Regions from separate parts of the Mus musculus genome. Here region 1 is linked to region 2. The links are chromatin loops, found by intact Hi-C in ENCODE. Cell type or tissue: left cerebral cortex. All regions are shown on one strand. Each heading gives the region's core, and the rest is flanking DNA. Links, peaks and the distances in the headings are about the cores only. Region 1 overlaps Col9a1 (collagen, type IX, alpha 1). Region 2 overlaps Col9a1 (collagen, type IX, alpha 1).

Region 1 (15,815 bases), core at 2,960-10,959, 64 kb before region 2:
GGCAAAACTCATCTATGTACTGAAGCTGTGTGTGTGTGTGTGTGTGTGTGTGTGTGTGTGTGTGATATGTCTAAGAGTCAGATCAAGGCAGGAGAGGGTCTGGCAGTTATACAATCTCTTCTCTGATGGTGACAATTCCCCAAGAACTGCACTTGTCTGGGAGCCCCATCGCACTGGCCCAAGGCTGATTCCGTAATGCCATTGTAGATTTAGAGATGGTGGTATTTAAGGAATATTTCTAGCCCAAACCACCAGAAGTTTTCCAAACAGGCTTCTGACCCCATGCCATCCAGGACACTGTGCAGCTCTGGTTCTAAATGGAACAAATCCCCAACTGCTCTAGGCAGGAACATTCCTCCATCATAAATCAGCTCTCTAGTTCCATGCCTTGCATCCCTTCCTGGAGAAGCTGAAGATGAATGGGTTCTGACCATTCAGGCGTAGAGTTCAAGATAAATAAATAAATGGCTTATAAGTAAGCTTGTATAACTTTGTGTTTTAAGCAGTTGCTTGGTTATTAATACTATTTTAATGTTATCTAATATTATATTAATGATCGTCCTCTTGTAGTGGATGCATTGGATGAGACAGTATTGCTTTTGCAGGATTTCCTGCCAATTCCATTTCTAATGGTGGAAGTGAACTGTGTCCCAAGATCAGGATTGGCCAAGATGACTTACCAGGCAAGTAGCACTGCATCATACTGGAAACGCAAGCTTTCCAGATAGAGTTTATTCTGAAAAAGGAAAGAACCAGGCTCATTTCCAACTTTTCCTTTCTCTTTCCCTTTCTGTAGGGTTTGACCTGATTTCTCAGTTCCAAATTGAGAAGGCTGCATCTCGAAGGACTATCCAGAGGGTGGTGGGATCCACAGCCTTACAAGTGGCTTACAAGCTGGGAAGTAATGTAGACTTCAGGATTCCAACAAGGTAACCTTTCAGAAAGACTCTAATTACCTTCCTTAAGTGCGTTTATCAATGTTTACAGCTATTCAATGTTAAAGTTTTTTTTTTAAACTGTATTTCTTGGATTAATTTATTTTAAGATAAAGGCCTTGGAGGACAGCTCAGTGGTAGGTCACTTATATCCAATGCATTAACAAATGAGTTAAATCACCAGAATTGCTAAAATAAAATAAAAAAGAAAACCAAAAAGAATGTGTTCACCTATCAATCATGTTCCATTTCAGGAATAAAAACACCTCTGAGACTATCATACATTAATTCAGGACATGTTCTTAGAATTGTGCCTTCTGTGTTCCTGTAATTTGTCTGGTTTTTTACTGAAAGGACTCTCTGTGAGCACCACCAGAAGTGAAACATAAATTTAACTCAAAGCTGCAGTGTGGTTTGAAGGCTCAGTGGAGCTGTTCAAGTATCCTGGTGCTGAAAGAGAACCACACATGCGGTCTTAGCTCCTGGATGGCGCCAAACAAAACAAGCCTTCTCCTTAATGAATTCTTTCTATTTAATTTAAAATTTTTATTTTAAAGAGAATTGCTTTTTTTTTTTACACCATTTTCCTTTGCTTCTTCTACCAACTCATCCTGTTCCTTCCCTGCTCCCTCTCAAATTCATATCCTCTTATTCTTTAATTGTTATGTACACACACACACACACACACACACACACACACACGCGCGCGCGCGCTTGCTACTTGGTAGCCAGTTAGCAAACTCATCCTTGAGAAACGTTTGTTCTCCCTCTCTCCCTAATTAAATGTCTTTAGCTCTTCATCTAGCGCGAGGCCTTGTGAGATTTCTCTTACTCACACTGGCATGTCAACTGGTGCTGTCATTGGTCTTGTTTAGTCAACCATATTGCTGAGATGTTGTGGGTGCAGCTTTCTTGTCATTTAGAAGTCACATCTCTTTGTAGTTATCCTGGCCCTCTGGCTTGTAGAATGTTCCCAGCCTTTCTCCCGTGAGTCCTGGTGAACCTTCCATGTAGGGTTGCACTGTAGACATCCATTTTTTTTTCCGTACTCCACAGCCAGTTTTTTTGCATTGTGACTAGTTGTGATTTTCTGTTATGGTCTCTTTGCTGAGGAATGAGAGCTGTAGTCATCTGTGGGGAGAAGGATGTGTATTTTGAACACAGTTAGAAAGTGTTCTGGTTTGGGGAAGTGTCAATATTAAGTTCTCCTCCAGGTTCCATGACCTCACCAGCCATGGATGCCTGGCTAGGGTTACAGACCAGGCATAAATTCCCCCCTATTAAGCAGGCATTAAATCCAATTAAATGGTAATTGGTTGCCACCAATATATAGTGCCATTATTTCCCTTATGAAGTATTTCGCCATGCTGGCCATTGTGGTCCATAGGCATCACAGCTATGCAGACTATTGACTCGAAAGCAGCTTGCATAGCGCGTTGGAATACTGCAAGAGCTTTCCTCAGGGAGTAGGCTTCTAGGTCAGACACAGCTTAAGGCCTCCAAGTTCCATGTCTACAGTGGGTGGTGTCTTCAGCCATAGAGACTGTCTTCAAATTCGTGAATGAAACTGAGAACATTGACAATAGCTATATTGCCTAGAAAGTCTCTTGACTGCCCCCCCCCCCCCCCGCCCCAGCCAATGTCTCAAAGGCAGTTTCTCATGACTGGCACTAATTCCTTCCCTCCATCTGCCTCCTATGACTATTTTATTCCTCTTTTTAAAAAAAAATACTATTTATTTATTTTATGTATATGAGTACACCATTGCTCTCTTCAGACACACCAGAAGAGGGCATCAGATCCCATTACAGATGGTTGTGAGTCACCATGTGGTTGCTGGCAATTGAACTCAGGATCTCTGGAAGAGCAGTCGGTGCTCTTAACCGATGAGCCATCTCTCCAGCCCTTATTCCTCTTTCTAAGTGAAATTCAAGCATCCTTACTGTGCCTTCCTTCTTGCTTAGCTTCTTTGGGTCTGTGGAGTGTAGCATGGGTAGCCTGTATTTTATGGCTAATATTGACTTATAAGCAAGTAAATGCTGTGTATGTCATTTTGGGACTGGGTTACCTCACTTAGGATGGTGGTCTCAAGATCCATCTATTTGCCTGAAAAAAAATTCATGATGTCTTTGTTTTTAATAGCTGTATAGTATTTCTTTTTGCAGATGTGCCACATTTTCTTTATCCATTCTTCAGTGGAGGGCTATCTAGGTTGTTTCCAGTTTCTGGCTATTACGATGCAAGCTGCTATGAACATCGTTGAGCAAGTGTCTTTGTGGGATGGTAGAGCATCTTTTGGGTATATGTATAGCTGGGTAAATGAGGTAGAACTATTCCCAGTTTTATGTAGGTATATTTTATGTAATTGTAAGTAAAAATAATGTAATATGATTTTCTATAATGTGATTCTCTATGGTTTTGTAAAGCATCTTTAGTGTTAGTTTGTCCTTTCCACTGTATTATTCTATCTCTCTTCACAGATATCCTCCAAGTTTTTCCTAGCTTCTCTTCATATCACCCGTATTATGCCATCTTCCTCTCTCAGGAGACCCTTCTTTCCTCTCCATCACCATAGTCCCTTCTTACTTTTCTGGTTCCTGTGGGTATTCGAGGTTATCGCCTCACATCTAGAGATTCAGAAATAAGAGCCCAAGGCCTTAGTTTTTCTGGGTCTGGGTCACCTCACTCACACTATTGTCTAGTTCCATAATTTACCTGGAACTTTCATGACTCCATTTTGTCTTAAACAAACCAAGAATAGATCTGCTGTATGATGCAGCTGTACCACCCCTCAGTATACGTCCGAAGGGCAGACTCTTGTTCATCAGTGTTTGGGGCCGCACTGCTCACAATGGCCAGGAAAGGGAAACAGTTGTGTGTTTGGAAATGTCCTTCTGAGGAATAGATAGTGAAAATGTGGCCCATACATAATATGGAGTTGGGTTCCTTCCTTTTAAGTGACTCACACAGAAGCTAGATGACAAGGAAGGAAGGAAGGAAGGGTTGGACTCATTCTCACAGAACAGAAAAATTTGGTTTTTAATGAGTCTTTTTGTACTGGAGAATCCAACCCCATGGCAGTGAAAAAAGGCATAGAATCTTCATGGGAGAAAAATAGGCTACAAAAAACTAATGCTAGATAATCTCAGTTTTTACCTATTTATCTTCATAGCTATGAAGAACTAAGAGACATGGTTATGGTTCCCTTTACTCTTTTTAAAAGGCATAATAGCTACTCTTTCTCTTTTGTTTTGTTTTGTTTTGTTTTTGTTTTTTTGTTTTTTGATTTTTTTGTTTTTGTTTTTGTTTTTGTTTTTGAGACAGGGTTTCTCTGTATAGGCCTGGCTGTCCTGGAACTCACTTTGTAGACCAGGCTGGCCTCGAACTCAGAAATCTGCCTGCCTCTGCCTCCCAAATGCTGGGATTAAAGGTGTGCACTACCACTGCCCATTTATAGCTACCCTTTCTTAACTACCATTTACAAATGTGTCATGCTTGCTTTGTTTTGCAACACAGACCCTAGCTTTCTAGTATTAAGGTCATAAACAAATATTTCAAGGTTCAAAGACTTTTGAATCTTTTATTCAAACCCATATAGTTCTCCACTTAAGTTACTTCATGAAGGTTGGGATGCAATAAATCATTTATAGACACAACTTCTTTTAAATTATGTATGCACTTAGGTTTGCTTATTGATAGGCATAACATATTTTCAAGAATGGAATCTTAGGTGTTTAATAATCATAAGGCTACCCGTCCTGTGGATTAGGTTTCAGAGATATTTAACAGTCTTTGGTACACACAAATATGTATATTTTATTCATATGAACAATGAGGCACTTTCCTTTGTTATCCTATTAACATACTGTCTACTCTAAAAGATTATTAACATATTAGTCATAGTTACATCTGTATACAAGTACATATAATCTTCTTATGTGTGGAGAGAAAGATACACACAAGATACTCTTGCTGTGACAGTGCATTAAGAATGATGTATTCTATGAGTATTCCAAATGAGTACATCTATAAAGGAGAATTTTAGTTTCTTTTTTAGAGATTATTTTGGAATTAAAAAAAACCCCATAAAATCAAAAGAAGTGTGACAAACCAATTTAGAAATTAGAAGTATATTTAAAACAAATATCTGGAGTGATGTGGGTAGTTCTATTGTGGAAAGCTTTAGGTAGTTTTTTTCCCCTTGTTTTTTTTAAAGAACTTCTGTATACATTTACAAAAGTGTGTGTGTATAAGTGTGTGTATATATGATGCTTCAATTCCCTAAATGCCATCTCTGAAATCAGTACCCATTGGGATCTTTCTTCTTGTCTCCCTTTTCTTCATTGTTTGTAAGAAGGGAACTAAATTCAAAAGTTTGCCCTGAAGGAAGGTGGTCTGGAACTCTGGGTCTTAACGCCCCCTTGTCAGTTTTCTTACTTAGCAAACACATCTCACTGCCACTTAAGTTTTCCTGGCATGTCTTTCTTGTTGAGGAAATTTCCTATATTTAAAAGAAGACGTAAAGAAATAACTTCGAAGACTTTGAAAGCTGACATTCCCTAAGGACTTGCTTTAAGACAAGATCTACAGATAAGGGCAGATAGCTAAGGCAGTGCTCTATAAATAAGGATCGTCTTAGGGACTCTGCTGGTTTGAGCTTCCATTTAATGCAGTGAAGAGGTCGCAACACCATAAACCTTACTTGGTAGATTGAAGCATGATGGAGTTGGAGTGGAGAAGGAGGAGTTGGTTTGCATTGCTCCTTATACATACATCCAGTAACAAACACAAAACAACCAGCTGCTGCCTCACTGTCCTACTCCCAAATCCTCGAGAAAGGCGTTCTTAGTGGGAGGAAGCCCTTACATCCATTTGCTGTAGCTGGTTACCAATTTTCAAAATGTTTCTGTGGGTCTAGAATACAATTCTTGAGAGTAGACTTGCAATTATCGAAATAGCAAATAATTTTAACATATGTAAAAAAATTAAAACCTACTTTAATTAAATGGTTTTCATAAGCTAGCAGAGTCAATTTAGACCTTAAATAATATCGTCTTTCATTTTTTTGAAGGAAATGTTGCCCAGAACTTTGCAAGAGTGTGGTTTTTTGGCTGAGATGGCATTGCTGAATGGTGGCTTTTTGAGTAGAATACATGGTAATATTGTTGATAACCTTCACTAGCTATAAGGGAGGTGTTTTTAAGATGTGTATTTAAATTTTAAGGTGGAAATTTAATGTATATGAATGACTGACCTGGGAAGGTTCACATAAGATGCCATCAAGAAGAAATGCTGCATAGTTTCTTTCACACTGTAGCCTTTCCGCAGGACTAGAATTCAAAAAAGCACACACACAGAAAAATGGTAAATATGTATAAGCACAGAAAACAAGGTTTATATTTATTATTTTCAAACTCTTCTCAGGCATTTGTATCCCAGTGGACTGCCTGAAGAATATTCCTTTTTAACTACTTTCCGGATGACTGGAAGCACACTTGAAAAGCACTGGAACATTTGGCAGATCCAGGATTCCGCAGGGAGAGAGCAAGTTGGCGTGAAGATAAATGGCCAAACAAAGTCTGTCGCATTTTCATACAAGGGACTGGATGGGAGTCTCCAAACGGCTGCCTTCTTGAATTTGCCGTCCTTGTTTGACTCCCGGTGGCATAAGCTCATGATTGGCGTGGAAAGAACAAGCGCCACTCTTTTTATTGACTGCATCAGGATCGAATCTTTACCTATAAAGCCAAGAGGCCAGATTGATGCGGATGGCTTTGCAGTGCTGGGAAAACTTGTGGACAATCCTCAGGTTTCTGTTCCTGTAAGTATAAAATCACAAGGTATCACCACAATAGTAATTGAAACAAACCTGCATGGCTAAAGGTGAGCGCCCAAGACATCTTTGACCATCAGCTATAGTGTATACAATGAATATAGTGTATACAATGGATATAGTGTATACAATGGATATAGTGTATACAATGGATATAGTGTATACAATGGATATAGTGTATACAATGGATATAGTGTATACAATGGATATAGTGTATACAATGGATATAGTGTGTGCAATGACTATATTGTATACAATGGATATAGTATATACAATGGATATAGTGTATACAATGGGTATAGTGCATACAGTGGGTAGTTACTCACTTTGTAAAGTTTATTAAATATATCACTCATTCCAAAAGCTTTTACTGGCAGTTTTGAGTGCTGTGTGGAACACAGAATTTTAGTTAAGCAGAAAATATTAAAGTCAAGGCCAACTTGGAAGGTGATGTACACCCACCTGGGGCATCCATAAGTCATTGAGACAACTTACAAGGAAACCTGCACTAGTAACGCACATATCATGTATTTACAATTAATTATAAATTTTAAAGTAAGATTCGAGATCAATCATGAATACAGTTAGTCAAGGAGTCCATGATTTTGGAAGCAATAAATTTTGAAAGGGAAGAATTTGAATTGGCAAAAGAAGGGAAAATTGTATAAAAGATGACTGAAGGAGTAGTTAGGGTGTATTCAACCGTCTAGAGACTAGTTGATTTCAGTAACATGTGTGCATGTAAATGGAGTGTTTGTGGGAGGTGGGTGAAGGGTTAGAGCTGAAGATGGTAAGGAGTAAGGCTGGGGAGTCATATGGCCTTGGATGAGCAAGAATAAAATTATATAGGTGGTGTGATATGGATTTATTTAGAAATAGGCTTTGTGACATAGGATAGAAGAAAATAATTGTCAAAACAATTTTTATTTTTAATTTTGCATATTTTTGTCTGTGAACATGAGGGTAGTGTCCTTGGAGACCAGAAGAGGACACTGGATTCCCCTGTGCTAGACTTACAGATGCTTGTGAGACACTTGATGTGGGTGTTGGGGACCCGACTTCCGTCCTCAGCAAAAGCCCAGGCATTTAAGCACCGAACAATCTCTCCCGACTGAAGTAAAGATTTTTAAAGCTCTATTAATTATTTCACTGTAGAAAACCACTGATATGGAAGTAAAGAATTTTATAATGACACCACTATTGTATCAAGTAGTACCTTCTAGCAACTCTTTAAGAATATTTTGTAACGTTTGGACAGTAATTTAAAAATACAACCTTAAAGGGCAAGGATTCTTTTAAGGAAACAGAAGGGGATAAAATTCAGTATAAACAAACTGTTGATGTTAATCCGTCTCTCTGGCCGTATGGAACTCTAACATTCTAGTCACAAAACCTAGGTCACAGATGGTGGCAAGGGTGATACAGTGGTTTTGAATTGTCCCTGTGGACTTCTGGGGGGGGGGTGTTATCAGGGACCTCAGTAATGGAATTGTTCAAATAACTTGTTTTGACAGGAAGAGTTATGATTAGTGTGAAAGTTGGTGTGAAATTTCGATATTCGGTGATAGGCAGAAAGCATTTTGTAGCTGCCACATTACTGCTCTGGCTTGTAGACTCTCCAGAAAAATATTTCTTCGTCTAATGAGTCATGGCACTTCAAGCGGCTGGGTTAGAAAGCCAATGTGGCCATTGTTGTGAAATGCTCAAATTCTGTGCAGCAGGAACTTGGCAATGACCCTGGAGTGGTTTTCGGAGAACACAGCCTCTGCAACGCCAGTGACATTTCCGGACGGGGGTGAGGGAGAGGAGTTCTTAGCGCCTTGAAAATGTGCTCAGTGTCAGTTGTTTGAAAACGGGATTCATTGACCTTAAAACCCCTTCAAGATCATATAATTCTGCTTTCTGGGTGCTAGCGAATATGCCTTTAAATTGTTTTTTGGTTCCAGAGAGACAAACTCTCAATATTACTTTATTATATGTGCAGTAGCTGGTTATAGATGTTCTGATAAGCCAGCCCCACAGCACAATGCAGACATGTTTGTGCCTTTTTATTGTGTAGGGATGGAGCTGAGAATCTAGCATCTGGTTTTACACTGTGCTTCTCAGGAGCGTTTCTTTTCTTTCTTTCTTTCTTTTTTTTTTTTTTTTTTAAGATTTATTTATTATTACATGTAAGTACACTGTAGCTGTCTTCAGACACACCAGAAGAGGGAGTCAGATCTCGTTACAGATGATTGTGAGCCACCATGTGGTTGCTGGGATTTGAACTCTGGACCTTCGGAAGAGCAGTCGGGTGCTCTTACCCACTGAGCCATCTCACCAGCCCCTCAGGAGCTTTTCTAAGTCATTATGTTGACACTAGTGTTAAAAGGATCGTGCATAGGCATGTACAATTCTTTCAAAGTTGAAAGTTCAAAGTTCCAGTGCCCACGCTTTGCCCTAGACCCTGTTTTTACTTCATAGCTTTTCTTCTTGGGGCTTTCATCAATTTGCCTAAAAACACTGAATTTGTTCAGAATTACTGAAGCCTTCCACCACCTAGGTCTTAAAGGATAATGGCTACTGATATGCATATATCATGAGCAGCAGGAAAGCCATACTAATGGGAAACCTGTTCCTCAGTTTGAAGACAGCAGATTCTCTGTGTCACTTTCTAAGAGTTTTTAAGTTAAAAAAAAAAAAACATGAAATAGTCTGAAAACAGAAATGGATGCACTTTTTTTTTTTTTTTTTTTTTTTTTTTTTTTTGGTTTTTTGAGACAGGGTTTCTCTGTGTAGTCCTGGCTGTCCTGGGGCTCGCTCTGTAGACCAGGCTGGACTTGAACTCAGAAATCCGCCTGCCTCTGCCTCCCAAGTGCTGGGATTAAAGGCGTGCGCCACCACGCCCGGCTTGGATGCACATTTTAAAAAAGTATTTTCTGACTATGACTGGATTAATACACTTTTTTTAAAAGTATTTTCTGAATATGATTGGGTTAATTCTAATCTTCCACACTTTCTATTGATGAGATATTTGTTTCAGGGTCAACACTTGCTGTTCTTTAGTAAGTAAACCAAAATCAAAATGTCCTTTCTGCAGGCATTATCAGCCATCAGAAGTAGGTATAAGAATTGCATAATAAAAATGGAGCCTAGGCATTTGATGGATCACTAGTGCAAAAAGACTCACACTGTGGCCGTCTGTGCCTTTTCCCATTTATCCTATCTTGTGTTTCTTCCTTTCTAAATTGGAAAAAGAAACCAATTCCAAGAAGCTTTCATGGGTGCTCATGTGGTCCACAACTCAAACACATTCTCATCATTTATAGTTATTTACTGGGCTTGGAGCATTTCGTATTTTTTCCCTTTGCACGTCTTTTAAGTTTGTTACTTCCGATTTTCAGGCAATACATTTCTAGTTTCTCATTCTCCTCATGCCTGTATTTTAGGATGCCATTTATCCCCCTGCAAAGCGTGGTTTCTTGGCAGCTTACCATGCAAGCATGTTATTTTATGACAGCTTCTTTAATGTTTGTTGTCAGCCTGATCACCTAGGAGACTTATTTGGTACAGCTCTATTAGAAAACAAAGTTAGCCTTTCTCCCCTTTTAAGGATGCATGCTGGGAGTTAGGGCTTGTTTGAGGGAGGATGAAAGTTTAAGTGACTTTCTCCATATATAACTCAAATCCTTCTTCTCTTTACCTGTGCGCTCCCTCAATAAATCAACGTAGAACATGACAGATTTGATGCCTTGAGGAGTGTATCTCTGATGCCTTGCTCTGATTTCTTTTCATCAAATTCAGAGAAAAGTGCCAGAGCTGGCAGAATTGTGGGTGGAAGAGCTATCTGTCTTCTTCTTTACTTTGTAGCATGGAGTCGCGTTAACCTACAAATGTGAATATCACATATCATGCACAATAACCTGGGAAAATAAGTTTGGATGTCATGATAAGCATTTCTGATATTTGAGAAGTGTTAAGAAGTTATGGTTTTAGTGGTTTAAGCAGTGTGTAGTTCTTGTGTTCTGTCATTAAGTCAACAGCTGTTTCTAAGTTACAGGCATATTTTAGACAACCAAGAAACACAAAGGTTAATGCCCAAACGGAGTTTACATTCTGGGGAGCAGCTGAATAGTTAGCAGTATCCTGGGAAATCATAAATGTTACCAGGGAAAATGAAGTGGGACTCATTCAGAAGTAAACACTTCTGAGACAGCCTGAAGGAACTGAGCCTGGAGAGATCTTAGAGAGGAAGATGCCAGGAAGAGAGAACATGGAGGACAAAGGAGAGGTATTGGTATTGCCTGATATTTGAGGGTCCCTTGCAAAGCAGGATGACTAGAAGAGGAAAAGAGAAATAGCTGATGAGGTTGCAGAGAGCACACCATTAGGCACCTAAGGAAAGATGCTGGCCGGGCAATTAGGTGTGAGCTCTTGGAGTTTAAGGGGGAGGATCATCTAGGAACTGAACTATGGAAGTTGAGAAGGTTTATGTATTATGAAAGTCACGAAGTCAAGTCCTAAGTGTGGTGCTGAAGGCTCACTTGGGAGGTAGGGCCTGAAGAGTTGAGAAGAAAGACTTCTTTAATGTGGATGTAACAAGTGTTGTGTCAAAGGCTGGATAGGTCAACTGATGGTTGACTGTCGGTCCCAGAGACCAGTGAGTGAATCAAAGACCCATGGCCCGTTGGAATGAAAACTCAGTTGGAAAGGACGAAAGAGAAAGTGAGGGGAGCAATTGGAGACTGAGTACAGACACTGTTTTGAGTTCTGGATAAAGAGGAGTAGAAAACAGAACAGCAGCAGGAGAGGTTGCGGATGGAGGAGAGGAATTTAATTTCGTTCAGGCAGATACCGCAGAACGCATCGTCATAGCTCAACACGCAATACTTCTTGAAGCCTCCTATAATAGCCCCCTCCCTGAAGTATCAGGCATGCATGTTTAACTGAATCTTCACGAAACGAGCTTCTAATTCTGTCCACTTCTTACCATATCTATCCACAGAAGGAAAACCGTTGATGGTCACACTCAAAGTTTTGAAATTCCTGAGTCAATACTGAGAAAACCTCTGCTGTGTACTCTGCCCCAGCTAATGTGGGTCCCTCTCTGCCCAGGTCTAACCCTTGTGTTTGTTCCCTTCCCGCTCTATAGAACGCTCTATATCCTCTCATCTCTCTGTGTGAAAATATCAATTGCTATTTGGACTCATTCACATATTCATGTTACATGATGGCTTTAGCTAGAAAAACTTGTTACCATTTCGAGTGCTTTAGTGTTTCTTGCTAAATGCATTTTTAAAGCACATATGTGGTCTTTATTAATATTTTTGTGCCCCTAATATTTATCTTCAAGTACCCAATTTAATAAACGAATATGTTCTCACTGTGCCAACTCCGCGTTGGCCACTTTCTCTTGTTTCTGAGGCAGTGCAGAGCTTCCTGTTCCGTTCCCAGCAAGTGTCATCTGGAGAGATTTCTTGATGACAACTCATCAAAAGTGGCAAATCAGGATAAGATCTGAGACCTCTGTATTTTGTCGTTGTTGTTGTTATTGACTGGATGAAAAAAGTATTCTTACTTTTTACTGGTCATAAAAACTATAAAAAAAAAGAAATAAGTGAACCCCCCTAAAAACCCTATTTGTCACTGACTAGACAACTTAGTGAAGGTTCATGCTTGTTAGCAAAAATTAGCGTAGGTGCTCAATACTACCAAATTGTAAAAATATTTCAGTTCATCAAAATCAAAACTTTTACAATTCTAAGTCATCTGGAGATGAGTTAAAATACTTAATCTTTCTCAATGGCCCAGCAAAACAAAGATAAGAGTGTTGGAATCTGGGTCAAAACACTAGCATCATTTCCTGAGCCTTAACCTGGCTTCAGAAATGAAGTTGGATTAAGGTTTGTAGAGATGGCCAGATCTGGACAGATCTGAGGACTTCCCACTCACAACACTCCTTTCTCCTTGAGAGAAGGAGCTAGAAAAGATGGCGTGTCCTCTTATGTTCTATTAAGCATTATGCTCTGCTTAGTAGATCTTTAGAGGGTTTTGTTTTTCTGCTCACATTTTTCTCCCCTTACAGACTGTGAACTGTTTGTGGAGAGGGGACAACCTGGCTTTCATAGACCATTTCTGCAGTGCTTGCTTTATCTTGCGATTTTTTTTTTTTGGAACATGTTGACTGAAGCACTAAATTAAAATATTTGTCACGTATATTTTATCAGTGAATATTTAAATAGCAAAAAGGATCCCAGGTATGAAAATGAGAAGCATGGAAATCAGCATTTTAGCTGTATAACGAAAGTGACTTTTACAAACGCACTCTGCCAATCTTCCTTCAAAATAATTAGCATGCAAATTGAAATTCACATTGCATGCCCCAAAATGGTTGTTGTATAGATGATTATTAGTGTGTAGGTGGTGTTTATGGGAATACGCAGATGTGTTCAGAAACCCTTGATCTATGTGGCAGCCCTTGAACAGCCCAGCTTGTATTCACAGATGAAATACATTTCACTTTCCCATTTTTCGGTGCCACAATTGCATTTTCTGCATATTTAATCAGATGCACCAATTTATTCAGAAAGCATTACATTTTTTTTTGAGATGACAGCTTAATGAAGTACTTCACATTTGTAATAAGTAACTTTGATGAACTATCTAAACAAAGGATTTAGGTTTCCTGGATAGCCATATAATTGATGCTTATCAGGGTGAATCACTTTTCAAAACGGAAATTTCATGCACCCATAGTGAATACCTAGTTTGAACCACCAGTTCACACAAGATTTAGTGAATAAAATTGAGTTGAGTTCTCTTCTAATTTGAAGATTGGGAATGAGGAATGTACTGGCTAGTTTTGTGTCAACTTGACACAGCTAGAGTTATCACAGAGAAAGGAGCTTCAGTTGAGGAAATGCCTCCATGAGATCCAACTGTAAGGCATTTTCTCAGTGATCAAGGGGGAAAGGCCCCTTGTGGATGGTGCCATCTCTGGGCTGGTAGTCTTGGTTCTATAAGAGAGCAGGCTGAGTAAGCCAGGGGAAGCAAGCCAGTAAGGAACATCCCTCCATGGCCTCTGCATCAGCTCCTGCTTCCTGACTTGCCTGAGTTCTAGTCCTGACTTCCTTTAGTGATGAACAGCAATGTGGAAGTGTAAGCTGAATAAACCCTTTCCTCCCCAACTGCTTCTTGGTCATGATGTTTGTGCAGGAATAGAAACCCTGACTAAGACAAGGAATATATCTTTTTAGAGTCTGGTTAAGTTCTTATATGGTTAAAGTCTTTGGGGGAAAAGGAACGATAATTCTCTTTTCCATGTGCTGTTTTGTTGCACACGTGAGTCTGTGACTGCGTAGAGACATAGCTGTCGACTTTTAGGGGATGTTCCTGGGTGTGTTTCTATAGTGAGCACACAAGATGGGGATAGTTTTGAATCCTAATGGAAGTTTCTTAATCTGGCTTGGGAGGTTCTAGAAAACAGTAGGAGTGAGTGTACCAGGTTGTAATTTCTCCTTTTCTTTTCTATCCGTCTTTAACATAGATGCTCAGTTGACAAATGCATTGGTTACCTGTCTCAGAAATATGACACACTATGGAAATAGTGTGCATTTTTCAGAAATGTTGGGAGGTATAGTAGACAAATTATTAATTAGGAAAATTTAGAAATCCTCTGCCTTTCCTAGCTATGTGACCTGCTGGAATGAGTTGGCTTCCTTGTCTCACTTTATTGATCACCAGCCTTAGGTGACATGTATTCCAGTATCATTAAGTAAAAATTTATTTCTATTCCATTTTCCATCTTCCTTTTAAAACTTCTACTGCAATTTAAAATAAAACTCAAACAGTTCTTTTCTTCCCAGTAAACAAGACAACACTGGTAAAAAGAGTGTTTGGCTGAAGTGATTTAGCTCTAAGAGGCTGTGTAGCTGGGCGAATCTGTTAGGGATGTCTGTGTTCTATTGTAAAGTCAGCACAGCACAGTGCTCCACAGCCTATAGATAATTTTCCATCTTAAACTATGCCCTGATAGCAGCTCATGGTTTTTATTTTATGTGACTTCTTGTTTCCCCCTTCTCTTTATAAGAGAGACATTCACTTTTGCCGTGACTCTCCCTGCGTTTATTGGAAACAAAGAATTTTGCTTTGCTGTGTCTCAGCTTCCACTTTCTAACCACTGCCAATTCTAGAGGTGTCTGCAGCAATGGCAAACACGTATCTCACATCTTTCTAGAGCTGGTGGAAGTCTATCTCATATCTTTCTAGAGTTGGTCCTTTTGTCAGGCAGGAAGGCGTGGAACTCACTGGCTGAAAGAAAGCAGCAGTATTTAGAGTTGAGACCTGGCCACCTAACTGCCTGTTTCGGCCAGTAGAATTTACTGACCAAATAATATGGACCTACTTTCCATCACATAACAAGAAATCTGACTCCCTAGAAGATGGTCCAGCATGGCTTTTGGCTTCGATGGGATCTGCAGGTTTTCTTCACCTTACCATTCAAGGGTTTCTTCTGATTTAGACCTGGCAACCCTTGGCTTCCTTTGTTTCCTCCTTGCTTTAATTTTCCTCCCCTAGCACCCTACTGAGAGTATTAGAGGTTATTTGCATGGGATTTTAAGTCTTTAGAAGTTTATCTCTCTTCAAATAATGAACAGCAGTATCCAATATTTAAATAATTCGAGCAGCCCTCCCACCACCATGCAGTCCTAGATTCTCTACTGCTCCAGGAAGAATGTTTCCCTCAGGACTAAATTTTCTTTCTTGCATTTGTTATCTCTGCAGTGACCTCTTGCTGTATCTGCCTCTCATCTCCCAGGTGAAGGTTTAGCATCAGTATTTCCCGTGGAAATAGACCTGGATGGAGGCCAGAGTAGCCCTGCTTCCCAGGGTGTGCTCTGACACTTCCTGGCTTGTGCTTTGGACACTACATTTTACTAGCGTCTATTTCTGGAGGTTGTGGTGAGAACAGAAATAGGAAGAGGTCAGAGCCAGTGGCCTGTTCCTTGGTTTGTTGGTAAGGGCTACTCGGGGTGAATCGAAAGGAAGCCATCACCTGTCAATGCTGA
Region 2 (15,815 bases), core at 4,265-12,264:
CTACTTCTGAAACCTGGATGGAGGCAGGCAGCATAACTGAATTTTCTTTATCCATTAACACTACAATCAATCTAGAAACACAATTCTAGGTAACTGACCTTGGCTATATCCTACCTCAGACAGGACAGAAATTATTAATGAAAACATCGTTTTTTATTATTCAGAAGTTTGCAGCTCAAAATTTCCCCCAAGGGAACACAGTCTACCCTGTTGAAATTTAAAGTTTGAGTCCTTAAGGAACTGAGATAGTTCAGCATGGCTGCTCTCTTTCCCCACTATTACCTGATAAAAAGATGAGGCTCACTTTATCATATAGTCACTGTGGGTCTTTTCTCAGAAAATAAGACTTGTTAAGAAATACAAAGTTTTTGCTATGTCTTAGTCATTGTTTAGCTGTTGATATTGCTTTGGGAAACAGACCTTTTGGATAAGAGCTGTGTTGTGCTGTTCCCAGTCCCCAAATCCATCTTCCGCACATACCCACCCCTGTGGATGCGCACCAATGTAGTGTGGTATTCAGTCCCCATACGTAGCAGCTTAGCCCTCATGAATAGTTCTCCCTGACACCATAATATGTGTAATTGCACACATGCAGGACCAGTGTCCTGCTGCATGTACTCTCTGCATGCATGGTGGGGCAGAACTCACGAGAGAGACAGCAGAGTGGCTCTGTGCTGTTAGCGGTTCAGTCCTTAAGCCTTATTTTTAAATGTTCGTGGTTAGGATTAATTTTAAACTCCTTTGTGTAAGGCCGTGCAGTTTTAGACATTTTAGTGTGAGTCAAACAGATGTGAGACAGCATGGAAATGAAGGTGTGAGAAGATACGTGTTATAACTGACTCACTTTTTTTCTCCCATATTAATCGGCTCTTAGGGCAGCAGAGCATCAGTTACAACTTGTGAAAAATAAAAATGAAATAAATAATATTCAGAGAGCCATGAGAATGCTCTGTGTGTGTGAACATAAGAATATATATATGTATGTGTATATATATATATATGTATAAATATAATTTATGTGTGAATGCTTTGCAATATTCATTGTTCTGCAGTTGCTGATACCCTAAGTTCAGTCAACTGTCTCGTAATTGCTTTTTAGCATTTGGTTGCAACCACAGAATATTCCCAGTGACCTCTGAGTCAGAAATGAGGGACAATTATGATAGCACACTTTAATTTTTTAAAATAAGTTTATTTTTGATAATACTACATTTACATTGCCTCAAGATTAAATGTGGGAAAAGCATTTAGTAAAGAATTTCTCTTTAAACTTTCCTATATGCTTAGTTTCCTTTGTCATTCTTATGGTAAAGACCTGACAATCAATGCTGTGTACATCTGGGGACATGCACTCCCTGTGTCCACTTATGAACAGAATCACATTGTTCTTTAGTAAGCAATCTGGACCGCATTTGTTTTTCATTTGACAGTATGTCCAGGAGACCATTCCAAAGAGCTGCTGGTGATGTTCCCGAGCTGTGTTATAGTCTCTTCTGTGGTAGAACCTCACTGACTGTTTCCCTTTGATGTTCCCTTTGTTTCTAGTCTTCAGGGCCCACAGCAGCCGACTATTTCATCTTGATACAAAATATCAACACAGACTTCCTTTCTACTTCTAATTCCATCTTCCTTCCAAAATTTTTGATTGTTCTGAGAATGAATTTCTGGAAGTAGAATTCCCGGAACTTCCACTTGTAATTTGATTGCTATTGTCTCACTTTCCTTAGCAATATACAGTTCTATATTTTTCTCACTTCTCCTCAACATTTGATGACTTGCTAAACATTTCTCACTTTAGGACTGGGGGCTAGATAGACAGCTCGGACGTCACGAGCACTAGCTGCTCTTGCTCAATTTGCAGCACCCACAACAGGAAGATCATATGCATCTGAAACTCCAGTTCCAAGAGATTCCATGCAGTCTTCTGGTGTTTGCAGGCAGCCCCCTCACATGTGCACATGCATACACACAGAAACACATATAGAACATGATAAAATAAATATTAAGATACAAGATGCCACCTTTGTGATAAACCAATGTCTTATGCATATTTGGACCTATTTGGCCTTTTTGCCTCATGGGTAAGTACTACACCATCATAACAGGGTTGATAACTGGTAGGATTAATTCCTTCATGCTACTTTATTTGGATGAAGTTTGTGGTTATTCCAGTGTGCTTAAAACTGGGATTGTAATCAATATTTAGCTTAGGGAGAGATGACAACTACTTATTGGAATGTTATCTTAATTCAGAACATTTTTTCAAGTCTTGGTATCACCAAGAAGGCTCAGCTTCTTCCATGTTTTACTTGTATATTTCCATTGAGACCACATATGGTTGTTTAGCATTTTAATTACTACTGTATGTAGTACTTCTTGGCCATGTCTCATAACTGGTAGCTACTTCTATGTATGAGGCCACCTGATTTCTGTTTATTAATTTTGTATTCTGCTAGATTAATGAATTCACCTATTGTTTGCAGTAGGTTTTTTAAAAATTGATTCTTGTCTTTTAAGATATGTACTCCTAGCCAGGCAGTGGTGGCGCACACCTTTAATCTCAGCACTTGGGAGGCAGAGGCAGGCGGACTTCTGAGTTCGAGGCCAGCCTGGTCTACAGAGTGAGTTCCAGGACAGCCAGGGCTATACAGAGAAACCCTGTCTCGAAACAAAACAAAACAAAACAAACAAGACAAGACAAGACAAGACAAGACAAGACAAGACAAGACAAGACAAAACAAAACAAAGGATATGTGCTACTGTTAACCGAAGATAGAAATGGTTTTAATCCCTCAAAGCAAATGGTGTATAGAGAATATTCTTGCTCTTCCTGGGGCAGAGCCACTGTCTAGGGCGATGCTCCCAGGCTGAGATAGACTTGATGGAGTTGAGGAAGGAGTCATTGGCTCTCACCTTATTGAGTGTTTTATGGGAAATGCACATCCAGTTTTGGGAAATGTCATTTCAGTGTGCACAGATCAATGGCTTGATTTTTTTTCCTTCTTCGTGGGTCTGTGGATATGATTTTGTGCTGGCTGTGTACTTATTACAATCTATCTTCCAGCAATTTCATGGGTTTGTGTTTTCTTCAAAGTTTAAAACACAGAACTTTATGTATATATATATATATGTATATATATATATATTGATATATATAAGCGTAACATTTGTTTATTGTAATGCAGGAGACTTGGGAGAAAAAGGAGAACGTGGTCCTCCAGGAAGAGGTCCTAAGGGTTTGCCTGGAGCGATAGGTCTCCCAGGTAAGTGGGTTCTGCTGTAGAATGGGGGAGGGGAGGAAGAAATGGGGTCAAGTGTTGAGTGTAAGCTGAATAGTGTTTTTTGTTTGTTTGTTTGTTTGTTTTTTGTTGTTGTTGTTTTTTGGAAGGAAGCATTGCTCAGTCACTTAAGTTTATCATGGGCTTATGAATTGGCTTTGATGGAGAGTTAAATGATTTGTAAATCAAGTGTATTCATTGTGAGCAGCTAGAAGTCAAGGCTTGAAATATTAAGCGCTTAAAGCTATGCTTTAAGGAAAAGAGTACCTAGGTCCAGTCACACCACTTGTTATAAAAATTTCAATGAGTAAAATTAGAGCCATGCGTAGCCTAGGTGATCATTTCTTGTTATTTCATTATAATTAGTAACCATTATTATTAGTTTGTGGTTCTGGGGATCAAAGCTGGGACACGGCACATGGTACCAAATTACAACCCTAGCCCAGACTTTTTACAAAAATCCATAGCAGCTATAAAAGGAATCCAAGTTTTCAGTCACGCATGTGCTACAAGGAGTAACTGAAATTTCATTTTAAAAGCTCTTCTTTCAAATACCCAGACCTTCCCAAAATCCACGCTGCCCCAAACAAACATTGAGGGAATTTGTCTCACAGCCGCAAAGCGCTCCACACAGGCGGAGATCACAGCTGTGTGGGCTCAGTGACAGAGGGGCTTCTGTAAGGAGCCGGGTCCTCTCACTGGGCATTCTGTGTCCTCTTTATTCGACGACTGACTTGTTGCTGGGGTCTGGCCAGAAACATACTCGTCCGCTGAGGAAGTAGCAGTATGTGGCTGAAGGCTGGGTAGCTCAGTGGTAGGTGGGATGTGCAAGCTGCCCCTTCATGGTGGCTAAGACTATGGCTGTGGGGGTGTAAGGGAGTGTTGGGGACTCCAGTTGACTCTAACTGGGACAATTAAGGACAAAGAGGCCATAGAGAATGTCAAGAAAGTAAGGTGTTTTTTGTTTCAATCGTGAACTTGGAAATTTTAGTCTAGGGAAATTTAGGAGAAGAAATTACCATTTTATAATTCTGCCAGAGGTTAAATATTTAATCATGGCATAATTATATAATTATGGCCCCAAATAAAATAATCCTTACTTTTCAATTATCTATTTCATTGCTCTTGGGGATTGCTTTCTTATTTCAATTTGGGAGGAGGACTACATTTGGAGAGAACTCAAACACTGTCATTCTGAAATTGGGATCTGTGGACCTGTCGAGATATTGTTATAATTTAATATTTTTGTGTGATCAGAAAAATAGAAAACCTAGCTGGACTTCAAATGATCAAAAGAAGATTTTAGCACATAATGAAAATCTGGGTACATTTGACAGATGTTTAGAAAAGAGAATGGTTCTCACCAGGATTATTCCTTCCTATAACAGTGGGCATCCCGGGGTGGGTGGGGCTTGAGTTAAGACCCGCCCTCTTTCCTTTGATTGATGCCCTTCCTTTCCCAGTACGGCCTTTGCTTTCTACCCACTGCTCTCTCCTTACACGGGCCATTTCTCCTTTGCTTCCATTTGTCTCACACTGATTCTCACTCGTTTCCGTTTCTATCTACCCGCAGCTTTGCTTTCTTTGTTATACTGATGGAATAATGGCATCATTTGGTGAACTTTGAGCTTCGGATTATTTTTCAAAATTACAGGCTAAGCTTCCAAATCACAGTGAGAGGAGAGGGAGGCCCTGCGGATGAATGGCTCTCTCTGTTTCGTACACTACTGGGTCTCTTTACTCCCCAGGGGGCCTGTTCAGGGCTGTGTTGTTCAGCCAGGTTCACACCCTTTTCTCTGCACTGTGAATACATTTGGCTAATTGAATCAGACAGGTGCCTGACAAAAATTGCTGATCAAGCCCTTAATTTGTCCCTTAAAGCACAGGCCCGACAATCCAGAAAGCCCGGGTTCAAATCGGGCCACCGCCACTTCCTAACCTTATGACATTGGGCTACTTAGTTTCTCTCTGGCCTTCAGTCCAGTATTTACGAAATAGCGGGGATATCATTCTGATGGTATAAACCTGAGAATTAAAAAAGAAGCAGTCCTGTAGAGTGTTTAGGGCAGTTTGTGAGCGTAACAGTGGCCAAGGAGGGTTGTCTATTAGTTTGGTTTTGCTTTTGACATTGATTTGGGATGCTAAGGGCAAAGCACAAAGTTACCCTGGCAGCCTTTTCTCCTGCTGCTCTTAATCTGCCGTAATGGGCAAACTTGTTCGCAATTAGCCCGGCCTCCGAGGCGCTGCCCCTCTCTTCCATGACTCTGCTGCGACTCTGTGCCGGTCCTGTAGAGAACGGGTCACTATGGTCATTTCACCAGCTAATTGTCCACCAAGAGGATGAACTTTAAAAAACAAATGTCCCAATAGGACTTAGACCGTGGGCTATGTGGTACTTACATAATGCTAATAAAACTTCGTGACCCGGAGGAAGCCTCAACCTGGAGGTTCGGTACAGGAACCTGTTTGGAGGCTTCTAGGTAAATACACATCTTACCGAAAGAAATACCCACTCCATTTTAAAGCTTTACTTTTAAAATTTTTTAAAAAACATTTAACACATTTTAATTTAGATATAGTTACATTGCTTCTCTCTTACAGTTTTTAAATTTGATTTTTAAAATGTTTTTAATTTAATTTGAATTACATCATTTTTCCCTTTTCCTCCCTCCAACCTCCCTAGATGTCCCCCCCCCCCCCATCTAATTTCTCTCATGTCCTCCTGGCTCTCATTGATAACCCATTTTTCTTTTTCTTTTTCTTTTTCATTTTTTAAATTAGGTATTTTCCTCATTTACATTTCCAATGCTATCCCAAAAGTCCCCCATACCCTCCCCCCAACTCCCCTACCCACCCACTCCCACTTTTTGGCCCTGGCGTTCCCCTGTACTGGGGCATATAAAGTTTGCAAATCCATTGGGCCTCTCTTTCCACTGATGGCTGACTAGGCCATCTTTTGATACATATGCAGCTAGAGTCAAGAGCTCTGGGGTACTGGTTAGTTCATAATGTTGTTCCACCTATAGGATTGCAGATCCCTTTAGCTCCTTGGGTACTTTCCCATTTTTCTTTGATTAATATTCTTATACACGCACACATATGCATGTATGTGTATGTACATGTTAATTAACCAGCTGAGTCCATTGTTGGTATACCTTGGGTTTAAGGAACAACCGGTCTGCTTTAGACAGGCTATGGGGCTGATCCTGGGGAGAGGGTAATTCCCAGCCAGCGTTAGTTGCCTGTAGTTCTTTGTCCTGGGGTGGGACCCGGGACAAACTACCTGGGGTAGGTAGAACTTTCCCCAGTCCACATTAGGATGTTCATTGTTATTGTTATCCTTGTCTTGTTTACGTAGCCATTTCCAGAAGACATTGTTTCAGAGCACATTTCCTGGAGTTCTGGCTCTAACAGCCTTTCTGCTCTTTTTATCTTTGTCCTGTCTTCCATGTTCCCTGAGCCATAGATTCAGGGGTTGTGATGTAGATATATCCATTGGGGCCCGGGTTTCCATGATCATTTGATCTCTGTGGTGTGTGCAGTTGTGGTTTTCTGTGATGGTCTCCATTCAAAGAACACTTCTTGCTTGTCCCCATTGTTGAATTCTGGATTTAAATCCTACGGAGTAGAAGAAGATCATTTCGTCATTGTTTGTGTAAAACTAACATACCTAAAAAGTTAAATCTGTAACATGTACCTTCATTATCGGTCAGTTCCTAGGATCCCTGTTTTGTTTCTGTGTCATTTTTTGCCCCCTGTCTCCTTTCACAGCAGCATGTCTCAGTTTGTTCACGGTTAGCTATTGCATGTTCTGGGATGTTACTATGACATTGCTTATTATAGACCATAGGTCATTCGTGTAACGGTGATTATCATTTTGGCTATAGTGTATTGTTACTTAAAAGCAGACATATGCTGCGTAGTTTGTTACACTTGAACTAGGTAGGAGGGGCAGCTATGTAAGGGCTGTGGTCCTGGGTACAGGCTCCTAGGACTTGTGGTCCTTTCTCTTCCTTATTTCCAGTGACTGCTGCTCTCAGTTCCTTTTTGTGGAATAGCAGTCAGAACCACACACTCTTATGGGCTATTCTAGGAGGATTTCTACTCATGCTGACACACGTTAAAGCCATAGAGCAGGGCCTGGCTAAGCCTCACACTGAGAATTCAGGTGATTGTGCTGTGATTGACTCTTTCTTTATATGTGAGCCTAGGCAGACTGGCTCAGGTCACACATCCTGACGGAGGTATCTCTGATTCTAAGTGGTAGAGGGAAATATTTATGTTTCTCGAGTCTAGGTTCATGAAATTGACAAAACGACAGGTTGTCCAGTGTGACTAGTTTGTCCCTGTCACCATAGTTACGTGATGAAGGCATATCTCTAGCTTATTAATCTGCCTCTCTCCCAGAGCTGTGCAGATCTTATAAACAACCCCCGGGCCTTGAATTCCCTCCCTCTTCCTTTTCTCACCAGAGCTAGCTAATGCTGCTCAGCTAGGTCATCTCATTAAGGGACATCCCTGCATGCCTGCTGCCACTGAACTGCCCACGTGTGACCAGTAACTCAGCACTCACAGCATTTCAAGGAAAAATATGTAATAATAAATCCTGACTTCCCTGTGCATACAAACCCACTAGAGAAAGGAATAAATTAACTGAAGAATCTCGTGAAATACCACACAAGTAAGCTTTGTGTGTGTGTGTGTATCTTTGGGGAACAATCCCAACAATTAAATAGTCATTGCATGTATCACCAGATCGCCTATTTAACACAGACAATTATTTGCATGTCTTTCTCCATCATGCCTGTGTATGCACTGTTGTTTCATTCTGTCAAGTGTTAGGGGAAAAGGCTCTGCTTACATCAGTGTAGCATGCCTGCCCTCTAGTGTCCACATGGAGAATGGTATTCACATTCTTTTAAATTCTTAAAATCATGAAAACTTTCTGGCAGTGGGGTCACTGATATTTCAGGAAGCTGTGTAGTCACTAGGTAGTTAGTGTAGTTAAAAGACCCACAGGGTGGTCAAGGCATAGTGAGGGCTCTTCAGATCCTGGTCTTCTGCCTTCCTGAAACAGATACAAATAGTATGCAGACAAATTAGCATGTCCGTGTTCTAATACAGCTATTTATATATAAATATGTGTAAATACAGTTTGGCCTGTGGGCTGAGGTTGACCTAATCTATGCTACCTGTCTAGCCCCCATTGTCTTTGACTCCTTTTGTGAGCATAGTCATTTTCTCCTGGTCTTGGTTTGATTTTAAGACAGATTTGACATATCTCAGCAGGACATTCTTATTGGCAAAGTGCATGAAAACCGCCTTTAACATGCAATTAGATGTGGCCTATTTTTAAAACTAAAAAAGAAATCCAGTTAACTGTTAACTGTCTCTAGTGTCAGGTGATGTAGAACTCTCTGCTACAGGAGCTGTTGTGACAGCCTTACCTGTAAGTGCCGGGGATGAAGGAAAGCCCCTCTCCCATTGGAGGAAATGGATGACCACCTCCTTCATCGCAACTGATAGTTGGATAAGAGCCTACGGGATAATTTATTGGGAATACCACATTGTTGCTCAACAGCAGCCTTGAGATGCATACATTCAAAGATAACTATCCTCTCTTAAACCTTGCAAATGGTTTGCCCTCTGACCCTGCTTTGTGGAGGGTGTGATGTAAGACCCACAGAAGAATGAGATGTCTGAAAAATAGGTTCCCTCACCTACCTTAATTTCAAAATATGTGAGCTATATAACAATAATACCATTTAATGTGTCCAGCTCATTACATTAAGATGTATGTAATTAGAACACTAAAATAGGAAAAAGACTGAAAACCCTGGGATGGGGGGGGGGAATGGGAGTACCTCCACCTATAACATGTAATTGGATATGAAGATTTGGCTTTTGGCTTCTCGAGCGGCTAAGACTCCCTATTAGGAGATTGCCCAAGTGAACGCAGTTGCTTTTACACTGTTTTCTTAGTAATAGAACGAAGCACTATTGATGCAAAGGGACACAAGCAACAGAGCTCCTCATTGTCCTGCTGTGTCTCACAATGTGTGGCCTATGGAGCACACGTGACAGAACACACATATCTGAAAGGAACTCACTGTGGTGAAAGTCACATTGGGGTGAGATTATGAAATTTTGTAGGGAGCATGGTGTGAGCCCTACCAGACACCAATAAATAATAACTAGTAGTTGAGACCGTCCCCATTTAATGGACAGAACTTAATGGTGACAAACGCAAACATTCCATTTTATTGATGAAGAACCATAGAGGCTTGCTTTCTTTTTTCCTGATTCTAGTGGTTCATAATTGGTTGAGTGTTTTTAACTTCTTAGCCATGGTCAACTTTGTCTGTATATGGATCACTGTAAGAAATTGGGGAGGCTGTTCGCATCTCTGCTCATGAGAAAGACAGTGTGAGTCACAAAACCAGCACAGCACCCGTGACTTTGAATCTTCAGTAGGCAAGGTGCAGAGTCAGGTGAAATTAGCTTGAATAAAATAGCTAGTCACTGACTTAATATAGTTAACCTTGGATTTTCCCACTTTATGATGACACGAAAGGAGACACATTTGGTAGAAACTTAACTTAGAAATTCTGAATTTTGATCTTTTTATGGGGTTAGCAATACATGATATGATGTTTTCCCCTAATGCCAGGAAGCACAGAGTTGGCCATGCACCCGCAAATGGAAAGAGTTGGTTTCTCTGTGGTGTGCTGGGCTGCTAAGTCCTGATGCTTGGCAGGTTGGATGATTTTTGACTTAACTATGTTCTTGACATAATCACACTGTACACTGAGGGATGCCTGTGCAGTTTATTTAACTCACAAGGTTCAAAATACTACCATACCAGGTAATAAGCCTAAATTTGTGAATAAAACACCTTATATTTTTTGCTTGCTAGACCTTCCAATTCCAGCTTTATTTTATGCTTACAGTTCACCTCAGTTTGGGCCAGTCACATTTCAGTATTCAGTAGACATAGATGGTTAGAGGGCACCATGATGCAAATATGGAAGACACACACTGAAATCACTTTCTGCCTTTGATTGCTGTGAAAGCCACATTCACTAACGGGTTTTCTCCTCTCATCACGGGTCACCTCCAAAGGCATTTGCTAAGCATCTTGCTTGCACAGTGCTAGGTTGTGAGGGTCTACTGTCTTATGCTAGTCAATAGCTTGTTCACATGTGTGGGCTTTTTATCTGTTTCAGGTGACCCAGGCCCTGCCAGCTATGGGAAAAATGGCCGTGACGGAGAGCAAGGTCCCCCGGGAGTGGCAGGAATTCCTGGTGTGCCTGGACCCCCAGGTCCTCCAGGCCCTCCTGGGTTCTGTGAGCCAGCCTCTTGCACCCTGCAGTCTGGTCAAAGAGCATTTAGCAAAGGGCCGGACAAGTGAAATCCGTAGCGTTGTAGGCTCCCTGCACAAAGCACACCTGTTAGCAGAGTGTGGGGGGAGAAACGATACCAAAACTGGGGCAAAGCCTCAAAGGTTTCACCTCTGACATCATTACATAAGTGCTACTTGACAATCAGATTTAGAGCAACTGGTGCTATTCAGTAAGTCTTGTTCCTTGTCCATGGAAGGAAGGTAGGAGAGTCAACAGACAAGAGTCAAATTCAATTTCTCTTTAGCCAAATTTATATATCCTCTTCCCAGGAGTTTGAATTTTAGTGTGCTATGAATGGATATATGATGTGTTGTGGGTCACTGTGCCAACAACAACAACAACAACAAGCTGTTCACATTACCTCAGTTGCTGTCATTATTTTTATTTCAATTAAGATATTGATCTCAGATTATTCATTCAGTTATATCAAGTATTGCTAGGATACTAAGGAACAGACCCCACTACATTCAATAAAATTGGTGCTTAAAATCTTCATCAGGGCTGTGTCCCAAAAGTGGTCTCTATACATCGCATGGTGGTTTTGATATTTACTATGAATTTGTGAATAGTGTGTACTGCATCCAATCCCATTTGTATTCTAAAATCCACGTGAAAGCAAAGAAGTAATACCCTGACACACATATGTTTTGTGGCTGACATTATTTATTTTAAAAGTTTGAGGTAACATGTCTGGTTGTACCAAAGAAAAAATAAACACGGTTTCCTAGTCTTTTGTGTGTTCTAAAATAAGTAGTCATGTTAAATGTGGTTACATGTTAATTGAACTGGTTTAGAGTCATTAAAATTTTGACTTACTGCTACTTCTAAAAATGTATTTATTTTACTGGTTTATTCTATCTGAAGAAATCTGAAGAGTTCCCACTGGTCCACAGAGTTATTCTATGACTGTGTATGTGTGAATGTGCATGTGTGTGTGTATTGAGAGACTTAATGGATTTCGTTGAAATTCTAATGAAGACTATGAACCCATTTTCCACGGGCAAACACACAAGTGCATATGCATGTGCACTTTGTACACTATTTCAGAGAGTCCTTGGAGTGCCGTAAACCTGGTTTTTCTTGGTCTCTAGATTAGGAACCACACTTTCATTTCAGAGGATGTAGTGCCTCCTTGCAACCTCACGGATGCAAAAATAACCTACCTCTCACCATTTTCAAAAAAAAATTTACGAAACAGTTCTTTAAAAAAATGTAGATAGTTTAGAGTTACATTATGGTAGTTAAGAACATGTGTATATTAGTTAAATCATGACAATACACATTTCCATTTCTTCAATTATTATTCTATGTGTTCAGAACTATGTAGTTTAACTATTTTGAAATTCATCAGAGCTGGCTTCCAGTATAGAGGGTAGCCAGTAGTTGTCATCATCTGTCAAAGAGGGGCTGTTGGCAATCCCTCCAGTCTGGGCTTTGTGCCCCTGTATTACACTTCCTAGTCTGTCTCCTGTTCCCCACACCCTGACTCTCTAGTGACCGCTGTTCCTTTCTTTGTTGATCCTTCACCAAAGGGCACGTATGTTGTTTCATAGTGCTGAAATAGACATGGAACATTTATACACACACACACACACACACACACACACACACACACACATGCACGCGCGCGCGCTCACACATATATATGTTTAAAATTTTTTGAGTCTCCGCAATGTTTTTCATAATGACTTTTAGGGAACTTTTCTTCTCTCTAATACTTGCTAGTGTTTGCTATTTTTGTCTTTTATGATAGCCATCAAAGTGGAGTTGGATTGTCACTCGTTTTCACATTCCCTAGCCATGGCTGGCATTGCAGTTTTGTTTTCATGCCCCCATTGGCTATTCAGATATCTTGACATCTTTTGAGAAGTACCTGTATTCTTTGACAATTTCTAAATTGGATACTTTTGATGTTCAGTTGACTTTCCTATACACCCTAGATCTCATTCACTTATTGGAGAAACAATTTGCACATACAAATAGAAATGTAAAAAAATAAAATCACCCCTACTTGTAGGTAATACAATTTTATGCATAATAAACTCAAGAGAGTCCATAAGAAAATTCCTAGAACTAATGAATACCTTCAGAAAAGCAGCAGAATACAAAGTAAGTTGCTTTCTAACACACTGATAATGAACACACTGAGGAAAAACTTAGGAAAACAATCTTTCCCTATAGCTTCAAAATATTTTTAAACACTTAGGATTAATCCTAATCAAAGGTGTGAAAGCCATTTACAATGAAAATGCCAAGACACTAAAGAAAAAGTGAAGGTACACCAGAAAATGGGAAACCTTTCCAAAAGGTTTGCAAAACCAGAACTGAGTCGTATATACAGGGCGATCCCATAAAAAACTCCAGTAGCATCCTTCCTAGGACTAGGAAAAAAATCTTAAAGTTTACATGCATCCACGAGGAATATGAGTATTTAAAGTAATTCCAAGCAAGAAGAGTAATGCTGGGGGCACCTCAGTCCCTGCCTGACTTCGCCTTACTCTAGAGAAGGACATAACATAGTTGGCATGGTACTGGCACAAAACAGCACACATGTCAATGGGATACAGCAAAAGACACAGAATTCAACCCAGACACTCTTGTGTCTTTCTTTGACAAAGATGCCCAAAGCATCAAAGCACCCACTGGTCAAAAGTGAGCCTTTTTAGTGAATAGTACTGGAAAAAATGTCTAGCCATGTGCTGGAGGATAAAGTGAGGTTCCTCTCTCTGAAAATGTGCCAAAATCAAATTAGAATACATGAAATAGGTTTAGAGCTGAAAATTTAAAACTGCTCAAATACAGTATAGTAAAAAGACTACAAGAGATAGGAGTATAGGAAGACTACCTAATAGGAACTGCAATAGGTAAAGAAATAAGGTCAAGAATTGACAAATTGAGTTACATGAAATTAAGAAAGCTTTTGAGTAGCAAAGGCAACAATCACCACAGTAAAAAGATAGCCTACAGCATAGGGGCAAAATCTTTGCCAGCTATATAATCGGCAGAAGATTAATAGCTAGAATATATAAAGAACTCAAATAACTAAATATCAAAAAAACCCAGTCAGTCAACCAACTAACTGATAATCAATCAATCAATCAATCAACATACTGATGAAATGAATCGACTGTTTTCAAAAGATATTTTGAGATATGAATAGAATAGAAAGACAACATGTTTATGTAAACAGTGGTAAAGCACTTGCGTGGTCAGGAGCAATCTCATCTCAAAAGATGACCATAAACACTCAAGGGACCATTGCAGAAGAGAGGACAGACATATGCTAAGTGCCAGAAGCAGTGGGTGACTAGAATGAAATATTTGTCTAGGCACAACAGCAGCCACACATATGAACCCAGCTGTTGCGATTGGCATACACAAGGCCCGGGCAAGTTCAACTTAGAGAAACCAACATGGAGAAGGGATGTGGGCACTAGAATCCTACCCCTAACTGAAGAGCTATGAGAGAGGGAGAGTCAGACTTCTCTGAGGGAGTGGTTCCTGGCAGGTTGACCATGTTCCAGTGGATGGCCATAAACTCAATATACAGGTAGCACAGATTGGGTTTGTTGGGTTTTTAAAAACAGCAGACAAAAAGTTGGGTGAGTAGGGTGGGCTTGGGAGAGGGGAGGTGAATATATTGAAAATACATTGTACACAATTCCCAAAGAATTAAAAAAAAACATGAAGAATGTTAAACAACTTTAATAGTCAGGAAAATGCAAATTAACTACATGAAAATTCGATCTCCTCCAAGTTATTAAATAACAATAACAACAACCCAGCAGCAAATTCTAGCCAGGATGTGGGGGAAGGGTGAACTCTTATATACTGTTGATACGAATATAAATTAGTTTATCCACTGTGGAATTCAGTATAGTGGTGTCTCTAAAACCTAAACATAGAACAACCATATGACCCAGCATCATACTTCTGGATACATACCCAAAGGAGTCTATGTCAACGTACCACAGAGATACCTACATATCCTTGTTTGATAAGCAGCTATATTCACAGCTAAAGTATGGAATCTGACTGTCCACAAACAAGTGAAGAAATAAAGAAAAGGTGTAATGTGAGATACACACACATACACACACACACACACACACACAATGGAGTTTTATTGATCTATAAAGAACTCAATGATGTCATTTCCTGGAAAATGGACAGAACAGGAGGTCATCCTATTAACTGATGTAAATAAGATGCAGAAATAAAAATACAATGTTTTCGCTCTTATGGGTCCTAGAACTCTTCATAGGTACATGAATTAATTTAAATATATTCATATGGGTATATACATATGACAAGAAGACAAGAGTGAGACAGTATACAAGCATATAAGCAGGCAGAGAATGGAGAGGACTAAAGGGAGGAAGTAATGAGGGTGGATATGTCATTGTATGCCTGACAAAGGCTGTCCATGTAAAACCAAACACAAAGCACAGTGAGAACACTCCAGCTTAAAAAACGGAGCAATATCTTTTGTTCTGCATCTCAGTTGAATGTTCTATAAATGTCTGTTGGGTCCAATGTCATTCAGTTCAGACAGTTTTGTTTTGCAAACTTTCTGTCTGAATGATCTGTCCACTGAGGAAATGAGGTTACCCCAATATTATTGTACTAAAGCCCACCTCTTCCTTTTAAGAAGACTATATTTTTCTTTCTCTTTTAAAACCTTTATATATGATATCTATGTATATATTATATATAATTTATTTATTTAATGTATGAGTGCTGCTGCATATATAGTCATAGGCCAGAAGAGGGCATCAGATCCCTTTATAGATGGTTGTGAGCCACCATGTGGTTGTTGGGAACTGAACTCAGGACCGCTGGAAGAGCAAGCAGCCAATGCTTTTAACCTCTGAGCCATCTCATTAGTCCTAAGAAAGCTATATTCTTCTTCTTCTTCTTCTTCTTCTTCTTCTTCTTCTTCTTCTTCTTCTTCTTCTTCTTCTTCTTCTTCTTCTTCTTTCTTCTTCTTCTTCTTCTTCTTCTTCTTCTTCTTCTTCTTCTTCTTCTTCCTCCTCCTCCTCCTCCTCCTCCTCCTCCTCCTCCTCCTCCTCCTCCTCCTCCTCCTCCTCTTCTTCTTCTTCTTCTTCTTCTTCTTCTTCTTCTTCTTCTTCTT

Evidence for each region. A loop is a pair of places that touch in the nucleus more often than their neighbours do. Peaks named below come from ENCODE experiments on the same cell type or tissue, not always from the same donor. Only the 100,000 strongest peaks of a DNase experiment are listed, where the experiment ranks them.
Region 1: it touches region 2 in a loop (2.8-fold over the local background); 4 of 42 quality-filtered maps call a loop at or near these places.

Annotation. Positions count from the first base shown.
Region 1 is chr1:24,178,679-24,194,493 of GRCm38, forward strand. Col9a1 (collagen, type IX, alpha 1) reads left to right here. Exons shown (of 38, transcript NM_007740.3): 3 at 606-683; 4 at 797-929; 5 at 6,360-6,756. Among named protein-coding and RNA genes, the nearest start is that of Col9a1, 9.0 kb to the left of the region's middle. In left cerebral cortex, for the core only: no CTCF peak of the experiment used is centred there; a DNase peak (open chromatin) is centred at 6,494.
Region 2 is chr1:24,241,173-24,256,987 of GRCm38, forward strand. Col9a1 (collagen, type IX, alpha 1) reads left to right here. Exons shown (of 38, transcript NM_007740.3): 37 at 3,186-3,263; 38 at 10,505-11,566. The coding sequence ends at 10,689. Among named protein-coding and RNA genes, the nearest start is that of Col9a1, 71 kb to the left of the region's middle. In left cerebral cortex, for the core only: a CTCF peak has its summit at 8,165 (motif pointing left); a DNase peak (open chromatin) is centred at 8,121.